Regions from separate parts of the Homo sapiens genome. Here all the other regions are linked to region 1. A link is a contact called in ENCODE Hi-C data. All regions are on one chromosome and are shown on one strand. Each heading gives the region's core, a stretch centred on a gene start or an enhancer-like site at or near the end of the contact. The rest is flanking DNA. Distances are from core to core; before and after follow the strand shown.

The links. Hi-C counts contacts between places; a loop is a spot of excess contacts on that map. Pooled maps may share reads with other maps.
Region 2: a loop to region 1 is called in a pooled map, with 22 times the contacts of the local background. The contact joins the promoter of CTDP1-DT here to the promoter of CNDP2 in region 1. A Hi-C loop is called at or near these places in 4 of 37 single-sample maps with no recorded cell type and 10 of 50 pooled maps.
Region 3: a pooled map shows a loop between it and region 1 (24-fold over the local background). The contact joins the promoter of RBFA here to the promoter of CNDP2 in region 1. A Hi-C loop is called at or near these places in 3 of 37 single-sample maps with no recorded cell type and 9 of 50 pooled maps.

What each region holds. Positions count from the first base shown.
Region 1 is chr18:74,494,928-74,498,838 of GRCh38, reverse strand. It overlaps CNDP2 (carnosine dipeptidase 2), which reads right to left and starts at 2,476. Exons shown (of 12, transcript NM_018235.3): 1 at 2,408-2,476. RefSeq lists enhancers at 1,368-1,467, 1,851-2,363, 2,921-3,190 and silencers at 1,961-2,010, 2,141-2,650.
Region 2 is chr18:79,677,129-79,681,009 of GRCh38, reverse strand. It overlaps CTDP1-DT (CTDP1 divergent transcript), which reads left to right and starts at 1,265. Exons shown (of 5, transcript NR_136643.1): 1 at 1,265-1,616. It overlaps CTDP1 (CTD phosphatase subunit 1), which reads right to left and starts at 1,207. Exons shown (of 13, transcript NM_004715.5): 1 at 749-1,207. The coding sequence starts at 1,062. RefSeq lists enhancers at 1,066-1,574, 1,575-2,082.
Region 3 is chr18:80,033,142-80,037,144 of GRCh38, reverse strand. It overlaps RBFA (ribosome binding factor A), which reads right to left and starts at 2,711. Exons shown (of 7, transcript NM_024805.3): 1 at 2,492-2,711; 2 at 435-477. The coding sequence starts at 2,649. It also overlaps a transcript of TXNL4A not described here. RefSeq lists silencers at 2,516-2,665, 2,776-2,855, 2,866-3,185, 3,068-3,224, 3,256-3,425.

The sequences.
Region 1 (3,911 bases), core at 1,227-3,726:
TCCTCTTCAAACACTAGCCACAGAGCATGGAATGGTTATATACCTCCCAGCCAGCTCGGATCTTTCTGCTGAGGCACTCATTTGGAGGAGCCTCAAGTAAGATGGAGCCCATGAGCACGCTGGAGAGGCGTTTATCAGTGTTAATAAATAACACTGTCATCCACCTGTTGCCAAAAATGTACGCAGGGAAGCTACCTGTTCACATTAAAGGAAATCCTATTTAGCAGGACAATATGCTACATGTGGTGATTTTCATCTGGGTTCCTGGTTATTAAATGCCACAAATCCCAAGCTCACTGTGGTACATTCTCATTAATATTATTCTCTTGTAGTCAAATTAACCAGTGGCATTGTAGCTAAAGTCACTCAAAAATATAGTCACGTGCCACATAACATTTCCATCAACAACAGCGGTGGTCCCAAAAGATTATAATGGAGCTAAAAAATTCATTTTCTGTCTAGATATGTTTAGATACACAAATACCTACCACTGTGTTACAACTGCCTACAGCATCCAGTAAAGGTACATGTACGGGTTTGTAGCCTAGGAGCAATAGGCTACACCATATAGCCTAGGTATGTAGGAGGCTGTACCATCCAGGTTTGTGTGAGCGCAGCTCAGGATGTGCACACAACAACGAATCGCCTAACAATGCATTTTCTTGGAATGTATCCCCATCCTTAAGCAACATATGACTGTAATTATCTAAGTTACGACTTTCACTAAAAGAGAGGAAACAGGGATCAGATTGTTCCACCATCAGAGATGGGCTAAAAAGCAACTCCTGTTAATCACTCATCCAGTCAAACCAGGCTAGGCCAGGTTCCAGTTTCTCCTCCCATTCACACTTCTGGGTTACTCCTGTTTCACTTCCCCCCACCTCCCCCGTTACAAAGCCATTAAATGGAACCATTTTTATATGCTCTGGAGAACACCACTAATTAAGGTAAAAGCAGTATGCTGATTTAAGCAAAAGCATTATCCTTTTAAATGACACCTCACTCCCCTCTAAAAATCTAAAGTTCATACGGAGTAACTTTATTTATTTATTTAGAGACAGGTTGTCATTCTGTCACCCAGGCAGGAGTGCATTGCTGTGATTTTGGCTCACTGCAACCTCTGTCTCCCAGGCTCAAATGATCCTCCTGCCTCAGCTTCCCAAGTAGCTGGGACTGCAGGTGCGCACCACCACACCCAGCTAATTTTTGTATTTTTTGTAGAGACGGGGTTTGCTCGTGTTACTCAGGCTGGTCTCGAACTCCTGGACTCAAGCGATCTGTCCGCCTTGGTCTCCCAAAGTGCCGAGGTTACACACATGAGCCACCATGCCTGGCAAGGGAGTAACATGATTTAAATGTTGAGACTAGTGGAGGGCAGGAGAAATTGCTGTGGCACCTGGAACCGTCAGTAGTACACACAAATGAGTCTTCTAGTTCTGAGAATCTCAGTCCCTGTCCCTTGATAATTGAAGGCATATATAACACAAATAACTGAATCACACCTTCATGTCTGATTAAGAACCAATAAAAGAATCTCCAATCTGCCCAAGCTAGAACTTGATCCCTAAGCATAATGTGGACTTCTCTTCCTCCACTCCTGCCTGCAAACATTAGGGACAAGGAAGGTATTGGTAGCAGGCCCCGGGTTCTCCGCCTCTTCCTGCAGTCTATGCTTGGATGATCTACGGAATCTGACCTTGGCAGGCGGTGGGGAGTTTGGTTTGGTGGCCCTGTCTGTGAGGACCAAATATTGTCTCTATTTCACAGATGAGGAAACTGAAGCCAATTGAATAAGACACCTGCCCCAGACCATCAAGCTGGCATGGGAATTTTGTCTCCCCTCAGACGCTTCCTCCTATAGCCTTAAACGCTGCCTCAAATGCTGGCGGGAGCTAGGGACGCTGTCCAGGGCCCTTTGAACCTGGGAGGCTTCTGTCCCGCCACACTCCCCACCCCAGGTCTCCGGGAAAGGGATCCGTTGGAGAAAGGCTGGAGTTCTCAGCAGGCCCCTGGGGAGGGGTGTGGCCTGACCAGCGCTCGGCTCCCCGCAACCCCATCTCCAACCCGGGTCGTTCCACTCGACTCCACCAGGGAGGGCCACGCAGGCTCAGGCCAAGTGCGCCGCCCAGCTTGTCCCTGCGTACCGGGGACGCGCTCGGCGCTGCTGGGACACGAGTGGCCCGGAGGTGCGAGAGGCCCCGGGGCCATGGCCGTCACGGGCCTCCGCCCCCGACCGCGCGCTCGGGAACAGCCCGGACACCATTGTTCCCGCCTGGCTGCGGCCGGGCGCCCCACGCTCCCCCACGAATGAGGCGTGACTCTCGCCGCTGACCCGGGTCCTCCCCGCCCAGCCCGTTCCCAGCTCAGGGCGCCCACCCGGGAAGGAAGGTCCATCAGGAAGACCCACCTGGGAAGGAAGGCCCACTAGGCAAGGCCCTGTTACCAGCAGCAAGCGCGGCGCCGGTTCCGTACCACGTGTCCCGGCCACGACCCCCGGCGCTGGCCCGCCCCGCGGTCGCCCTGGCCACCAACCCCGCCTTGTCCGGAGGGCAGGCATCGCCACGCCCCCGCCACGCCCACCAATCCAGCCACAGGCAGAGGGGTGGTGTCACTCTCTCCCCGCCCCATTTCCGCCCTGAGCCAGGTGCGGAAGGTGACGTCACCTCTCCCAGCTCCATTTCCGTCCCGCCCACCAATCCCGGCCTGGTCCACAAGGCTTTCGCCTCGTCGCCCCTCCCCGACGGTAGACGGGGATGTGGGCGTGGCGAGGGGGCGGAGATTTCGTGGGTTGGGATTCAGGGGAGGCAGGGCACACGGGAGCGCGTGTCCGGAGCTGTGGGCTTGTGCTGTGCTTCCCGGTTGCTCTTGGGTGGGCGGGGGGCCTGGTGCTTCAACGGTGGGGTCCGAGAAGTCGCCTGCAGTGCGGCAATGGAGTCCAAAACTAGGGGGCCCTGACTCCACCCTCTGATCTCCCAGGCTCCGGAGGTCCCACGACGCTCCCATTCCCTTGCGCATCCAGCACTGCACTTTCCGTTGCGTTTCAGTCCCGGCGGAGTCGGGGCACGGACTCCTGCGGGTCACACAAGCTCCAATGAGAGGTCGGTCTGAACTGGATTAGGAAAGCGTTCGCCAGCATCGTTACCAGTAGTGGAAATATTTTAGTATTTGTGTCCCATGACCCTAGGAACTGATGAAGGAAGCAGAGCCAGCACCGTGTTTGAGCGTCTGCGACAGCGCTTTCCTTTTTAATCTTAACAACAATTCTTGGGGGTAAAATTGTTATTCCCTAGTCTGCTCACTTTTCCAATAGAGTGTTCTCAAAAGACTTTCTTTAAACTTGTACCACTACCACATTCTTTAAGGAGTGATGGCTCGGGAGTTATTATTTTTTAAAAATGAATTTAATAGTTGTAAGAGATGTATACGTTCCCACATAAAGTAAAATGTTAAAATTGTCTCCTCCCTTAAAATTTACATGGTTTGTTTCCTCTTTTTATATTTATTTATTTATTTATTTATTTATTTATTTAGAGACAGAGTCTTGCTCTGTTGCCATGCTGGAATGCAGTAGCCCAGTCTCAGCTCACTGCAAGCTCCGCCTCCCAGGTTCAAGCCATTCTGCCTCAGCCTCCCGAGTAGCTGGGACTGCAGGTGCGCACCACCGCACCCAGCTAATTTTTGTATTTTTAGTAGAGACAGGGTTTCACCATATTGGTCAAGATGGTCTCGATTTCTTGACCTACTGATCCACCCGCCTCAGCCTCCTAAAGTGCTGGGATTACAGGCGTGAGCCACCCCGTCCCCCCCATCCCTGCCTCCTCTTTTATTTTTTATTTCTATTCCACATCCCTCATAGAATTTTGTTAAATGTAACATTTTTATACTTAATAGTCTTACTCATATCCTAATCA
Region 2 (3,881 bases), core at 16-2,515, 5.2 Mb before region 1:
CCCTGGAGTTTCTGTTCTCACAATCAAAACTACCAGAGCCAGGCGCACACGCGTGTCCACTTGCCCGCCCATCCCAGAACACAAGGGTAGATTCAAACATGGCTGGACACTTCGGTGCTACGGAAACATATCCCCTTCTGGGGTCAGAGCACAGCTACTGAGAGCTGTGGAGTCTGTCACAACGCCCACGTCACCCTGAAGCAGCCTGCGACAATGCCCACTGTGGTCAACCACGGGGCTACTGCCTTCGCTGCAGGCCTGGGTTCCGCCCGTTCCTTAGCCACGAAACAGAACTGCACCAGGTTTTACAACTGCGTTTCACAAAGTTTACAAAAATTTAAAGATGTGCACACACCCAACAGTTTATATTTCAATAACAGGTCTGGAGCCTGCCTGATGACTCTTGTGCTCACAGCCACCCATGAGTTTTCCTAAGTCACAAAGGTGGAGCTAAAGGAAGGGGCGGGGACTATCACTGCAGAAAGAAAGAAACAAACATAGCTTTTCCAAACAGTAACTTCGTGTCGCTACGCAGGACCCTTTCCTTTTATCTCAAAATGCTCCCCGTTGGTAAAACCACAGGTGGTGACTATCCAGTTTTAGGGGAGAAGCGCAGTGCCTGCGTCCCGCTTTATCGCTCCCTCACCAGGGGCGCCCCTGCCCACCGCGGACGCAGCAGCCCGGGGGTCCTCCAGGATCCCTCCCCGGAGCCGCCCGCCCTCGGCCCCGCCCGGCTCAGCACACTCACCCTGGGGCGACCACCTGGCCCGGCTGCGCGCACAGCTCCCGCACCACGCCCGCGCGCTCCGACCTCAGCCTGCGTTCCGGCCGCGCGGGGCGCACGCAGCCCCCGGAGGCTACACGGGACTGAGAGGCCCCGGAGGACTGCGCGGAGGCGGCGGCCTCGAACACGGCCAGCACCGAGCCGATGCGCACGGCCGCGCCCGCCGCCACCCTCCACTCCAGCAGGCGCAGCGGCGCGGGCCCCGGGCAGCGCACCTCGGCCACAGCCGCCGTCGGGGCGCCCTCGGCAGGAACGCGACCCGCGGCCGGCACCTCCATCGCGGACAGAGGGCGGGCGGGCGGTCGGTACGGGGCCTGCGCTGCGCTCAGAGCGCAGCGCCTACCGCGGCGACACAACCCAGGCGGCGACGCTGTAGTTCCTCTCGGTACCGGCTTCCACCCGTCGCCTAGCCCGCGCCGACTTCCTGGAGGGCGCGTGACGTCACGCAAGGGCGCCGCGTACGTGCGTACGTGCGCGTGTAAATACGAGCGCCGCGCGGGGCCGGAGCCGGCTCCGTCCTGGGACCAACCCTGCGTGCCGGCCGTGAAGAACTGCGTTCCTGAGCCCTACCTACTTTTCCTCGGAGCGCCGGCACCGTGGAGCAGCGGCATGCAACGCGGGCCGCTGTCGCCCAGTCCCAGTGACGGTCTTGGCGCGCTCGGAACTACGTATCCCGGCGTGCACCGCGGACAGAGCATGGCGGGACTACGAGTCCCAGCGTTCAACGCAGGCCTGCGTGCCATTACCCCATCACGCGCTGAGACCCAGCATCCCGAGACTACGAGTTCCGGCATGCACCGCGAGCCGCTCTCCTCCACTCCCATCGCGCACTGTGAGTCGCAACGTCGCGGGACTACGGGTCCCGGCATGCCTTGCGCGCCGCGGGCCCAGAGACGTGAGGCTGTCGGCGTCCTGGTGGCCCCGCCTCGTGTCCCCCCCCGGACCCCACGCCGCGGGAGCTTGGGGGTTGCGGTCTTCTCTTCCTCCGACCTCACCTTCGATGCGGAAGCGCAGGGGCAGGTGCGCCGCCCTCGGCCCGCGCAGGCGGTGGGCCCGTCTGGGGCAAGGCGCCCGGAAGCGCCTGGTTGGTTCAGAAAATCGGACCGCAGCGGGAGGGCGGGCACCGGCGCGTGGTCTCAGTGGCCCCAGGCGAACCCTGATGAGCAGCAGCCGCAAGTGGCTTACTAAAGGAGCCACTTTCTACGTTTGTCTGGAATTTACGTGAATTAAGCTGGCGGGCGGGCGGCCAGGCCTGTAGTCTCAGCACTTTGGGAGGCTCAGCACTTCGGGAGGCTGTGGCGGGCGGATCACCTGAGCCTGGGAGTTGGAGACCAGCCTGCGCAACGTAGCAAGACCCTATCTCTAAAACAGATTCATTAATACTTAGCCAGGCGCGGTGGCTGAGGTCCCAGCTACTCGGCAGGCCCAGGCTGGCCTGAGCCAGACCGCTCTGGACTGTTTTAATTTTTTCAGCCTTAATACCTGCCAGAATTTTTTTTTTACTATGTATCTTTGTCCTTACGTATATAAATTTTATATACAATTGAGATTATCCTGTATTTGCTTTTCCCCCCTCACTTTTATATGGTGACTTTTCTCATGTTAGGCTGAATACTAACATTTTGGAAACTGTCGGCCTGAAAACGAGCGGAGACACAGTTTCTCTAAGTAGAGAGTTTATTTGGGCCACACTTGAGCACAAATTCAAGGCGCCCTGAATGTGTACTCCGATTAGCAGTTAACAGTGGATTTTAAAGGCAAAAAAGGGGGCCAGGGAGTGGACTAATAGGAACTTGTTTGTGAGGAATTCTCACTGGTTTACAGAAATAACATTGATTAGTGACTGACTATATGTTGTTCAGCTATTGAGTGTGGGTATAGTGTCCATTGTGGCGTCATTAGGTTAATTTATAGCTGTTTGTGGCGCTGTTGCCACCAGTAGCAGTTTAAAGAGGTGAACACAGGTCAAGGGGTAGTAGGGCGCGATTGTCGCCTCATTTGAATGTCTCTCTCGGCCTGATAATTAAAAGAACTCGCGTTCCTCAGATAAAAATTCTCTTTTCTCAAAACCATTTAAATGTGGTAATTAGAATGGCCCAGAAGGGGCACAGTGCCTTTTAGCCCTCGCCATTACTTGCTCTTAGGAGTGCATTTTTTGTAGCTGTGGGTTTTTGACTATCTCTGCTGCTTTCTCCAGCCCCTACCCTCGTGACTACAAGGGAAAACGTGCGGTGCTCACGAGAGAGCCTTTATGGGATTTTTAAAAAATGGGGATTGTGGGAAAATGGCTCCAGCAGTCACAGTTTTTCAGTTTCTCACAATCCCATAAAAACAGAGCAACCAGGTAACAAAACTAAAGCATGGGCAACATTTACAGACCACTGGATGGTGAAGAATTCCCATGAACCCCTGGTTCACACTGTAAGGACACACTACTCAGCATGGGCAACATTTACAGACTACTGGATGGTGAAGAATTCCCATGAACCCCTGGTTCACACTGTAAGGACAGACTACTCAGCATGGGCAACATTTACAGACCACTGGATGATGAAGAATTCCCATGAACTCCTGGTTCCAACTGTAAGGACACACTACTCAGCTGTAGCCTGAAGCCGCCTCCTTACATACTGTAAGTTTAGCCTATAGGTTTCTCCATACGTAGTGAACAGTCATCTAATTGGATGTGTGGACACTGTAACCTACTCTTGAATCAGTCACAGGCAGCAGCACTTCAAACTCTGTTTCAATAAGCCAGACACGAGCTGTAGCCACCCTGCTGTTTGCAGGCCTCACCTCTGCCTTCTGTGCCTCACTCCCTTTTCTGTCCGTAAGTCTTTGGCCACACAGTGGCACTGGAGTCTCTCTGAGCCTATTCTGGTTTGAGGGGTTCCCTGATTCCTGAATCATTCTTTGCTCAATTAAACTCTGTAAAATTTAATGTTTCTAAAGTTTTCCTTTGAACACTACCAACAGCGCAAGCCCAGGGTGATGTCGGGGCCTGCGAGAGAGAAAGTAGGGGGGCCAAGGGCTCCACACTCACTGTGTGAACAGGTTTGTCTCAAAGGTTGTTGATATGTATCAGCATTCCCTATTT
Region 3 (4,003 bases), core at 1,462-3,961, 5.5 Mb before region 1:
AACCCTCCAAGATTAAAAGTACTGCCAGTAAATATTTTCTCAAAAAAAGTTTTTGTTGAGATATAATTCACATACCATAAAGTTCACCGTGCTAAAGGGAATAATTCAGTAATTTTTTGGAAACGTGATGTATTTATTTTTCAGAATGGGAGCCATATATTGTATAAACTTTTACAGTACACACACACTAAAAACTGAATGGATATTACCATATTATAATTTGATAAAAGATATGACTTTCCAGAAAACATTAATGTCAGTACATTTTTTTTTGAAAAGATCAAAACTCCATGTTGCCAATGGCATCCAGTCGCATCCACATAGACACTATCCCCTCCAATACAGAAATGGAAAGACCTCCAGGTAAGAGTTTTGCCAACTTTTAAACCCTCACTCCCATCAAGATTATAAAGTGGCTCATGGCTTATACTCACCGAGTGAGAACCCAAGGAAGGACTTTCATACCAAACCTTTTTTCTTTGGGGAGAAAATAAGCATTATGTTAGTGATGGCAAAGTCAAAAAGTTACATAAGCTAATTTAAGAGGTTATGATACCATAACTGTTTATAGGGGGCTAAACTTAGATGTTACATTACTGGACATCTTAAAAAATTTCAGAATTTAATTGATAACAACATGGGTTGTGGGGAAGAGGCTGAAGATGGTTTTAATTCAACCTCATAATTTTTACCTAAATTCTACTTCTAGTCCCAAGGTTAGAGAGAGGATCTTAAAAAGACACCTACCAAACTGCACATAAACACTATACGCTAATTGATAAAGATGTTTCCCATGGAAGTTCAAGTAAAGGATTCAGATACTGTTATAGGCATAGACTGAGACTGAACAATTAAGCAAATGGATGGTGGGAGCCACGCTCACCATTGGAGTGCGACTTACAGATCAGCAAGGAGAGGAGGCTAGAATGATCCACACAGTACGTCTGGAGTTGGAGACAGATGGCTATACACGGAAATGTTTATAGGTGCATATTTACACAAGGGTTAGTAGAAACACATATATCCTTTCGTCAGATGAGATGGCCCAAAAGACAGACACCCCAGAAGCAATGAACACACCCAGCACCCATGGTTTCTAATCTCTCTCTCCAATAAAAGGAACGAGGGCTTCTTGGAGAAATGGCTGATTTTAGGGCTGTGGTACGAAACACACAAGATGAGCCTGGAGTATCTTGTAGTGCCAGAAAGTAGGAAAGTGTTTAACACACACAGAACCCAGCAAAACCCCACAATGACAGGGTATGCAAACAGGACATAGGAGCTTAGTGAGCTCCTAAGGGCCTGAGCTGGAAACATTCGAACAAAACTAAGTAACACGGGATTATAACCCATGAGTTCTTGGTGATATGAATGAATTAATACATGGGGTGAAGAGACATATCCCTTGTGCAGAATGCAAACCACTTATGAGCAAAATTCCCCACTCATTAGGCATGGGCTGCACACAGCGACTTTCTCCCAGAGTACAGTAAGGAAAGGGGGCAAAAAGAGTAACTTTACGGTAGAGAAACCTGGCAAGCACCTCATGCAGGGGATCACGGCCAGCGTGGACCCTGGATACGGTGCGATGAGAATGGCCTTTACCTCTGTAGTCTTCCTCCCCAAAAGCCATAATCCACGTCTAAGCATTAAAAAAACAGGCACATTCCAACAGAGAGGCATCCTGCAAAGCACCTGACCAGTACCCCTCAAAACTGGCACAGCCATCAAAACCAGGGACAGTCTGGGACACTACCCCAGCCTAAGGAAACAAGACAATTCAATGTAACGTGGACCTTGGGTGGGCACCTGGGACAGGAAGGGACAGCAGGCAGAACCAAGGAAAAGTGAATAAAGTATGAGCTTCAGTTAGCAACACTCTTATCAATATCGGCTCATTAACTGGAACACGTTGGAAGCTAAAGTCCGACGCTAACACAGGGGGAGCTGGGTGCCAGGACACAGGAACGCGGTACTATTTTTGCAATTTTTCTGCAGGGTCTAAAACTGTCTTTAAAAGTAGTGTATTAAAGTAGAAAACATACAACCACCTACCATACTTAGAAGAACTAAAAGCAGTGTGAAAAGTCAATGTATTTTATTGTACTTATCTTTCATAATTTAAAAACACTAATTATCATGACAAGCTTTAGTCTTCAAATTCACACAGAAAGTCAACATTAGCAAGGAAATTCTTATATTTTTTCATTTTTCCTCATTTTCTGAAACTAATCTTCTGAAAAATACGTCTGGTGACAAGAATCAAAATAAACACACATTGTCACTTTGTTTTCTTAACCCGACACACGTCCACGAACACAAAAGCTGCAAATGCTGACAGTGAGAGCTAGAACTGCTGCAGACCCCAGGAGGCAGGAACTGGCGAGCTAGGCCGCATGGGCGCAAGAACGCGGATGAGCGGACACCGCAACCCGGGGACACCGCCCCCTAGGGAATACCGCGCCCAGGGACACCGCCCCCGCCGCATTACTTGGTTTTCGAGGCAAATTTCTTGAGCCAGTTCTTGCAGGAGACAGCAGAGCAGTGAAGTCCCCGCTCGCAGCCTGGAAATAGCGCAGCATCGCGGCTACGGAACAGGGCCCGGAGACCCGCGCGGGAGCGCCACAGCCCGCCCGCCGCAGCCCACATGGCGCGGCGCCGGGACCCGGAGCGAGCAGGGAGACAACGGGCGCAGGCGCGGAGCGACAACTGACGCGAGGGTGGCGGCGTGTGGGCGGGGCGACGGCGCAGAGCGGGAGGAAGACTCACGCCTGGCAGGCGGCGTGTGGGCGGGGCGATGATGCAGGGCGGGGCGATGATGCAGGGCGGGGCGAGGACAGACGCGAAGCTGACGGCGTGTGGGCGGGGCCACGGCGCGGGGCGGGACGAAGACGGGGTGCAAGGCGGGCGGGGCAACGACGGCGGAGGGGCGAAGGCCCGAGGGGGGCGGTAGGTGGGCGGGGCGAGGACAGACGCGAAGCTGACGGCGTGTGGACGGGGCGACGGCGAGGGACGGGGCAAAGACTGGACGCAAGAAGGGGCGGGGCGACAACGGCGGAGGGGCGAAGGCGCGAGGCGAACGGCGAGTGGGCGGGGTGAAGACCGACGCGAAGCGGGCGGTGGTTGGGCGGGGCGAAGACTGACGCGAGGCGGGCGGTGAATGGGCGGGGCGAAGACTGGCGCGAGGTGGGCGGTGGGTGGGCAGGGCGAAGACTGAAGCGAGAAGGGCAGCGCGAGGTGGGCGACTACCAGAGCGAAGCGAGCGGCGTGTAAGCGGGGTGAAGACAACGCCAGGTGGGCAGTGTGCGGGCGGGGGGGGCGGCAACGGGGGCGGGGCGAAGGACGACGCGAGGCGGGGCCGGCGGGAGCTGGGCGTGGGGAGGCCGCGTGGGCTGCGCGGAGGGTGTGCCACTCGGGGAAGCGTGGGAACCGCCTGGTTGCCTGGCGCTGCGTAGCTAGGAACACGTTTTGTTTAAATACTGGGAACTGACGTAGGCGGGTGCGCCGCACAAAGCAACGAAGGCATCGAAGCCTGGAGACCTGGGCAGGGCCGCTGTCGGCGGGAGGCTGCGAGGGGTCCGTCTGTTTCCGCCACTGGGCCCTCCAGGGCTTTGCTGCTGCGCCGCCTTCTCCCCGGGCACCTAGAGAAAGTCCCCAGATTGGGCGTCCTCCCCAGAAGTGGTCTCGCCCCGCCCGCCTCCCCAGAGTCAGCGTGGCCCAGCGGGGAAGCTGCTCCCCCCGGGCGTGGAAAGAGAAGTGAGCGCGACCGCAGTGTTGGGGATGCGTGGGCTGTGACTCCCCCGAGGCGGCTGCTGTGGTGTGAGACACGTCTGTGTGTGTGTGTGTGTGTGGGCGCGTGTGGATGTGTACATGTGTATGTGTGCATATGTACGTGTGTGTGCATGTGTGTGGACATGTATATGTGTGCATGTGCGTGCGCGTATATATGTGTGTGTGTATGCGTATGTATGTGTGTATATATTGTCAATCGAAGAAAACGACG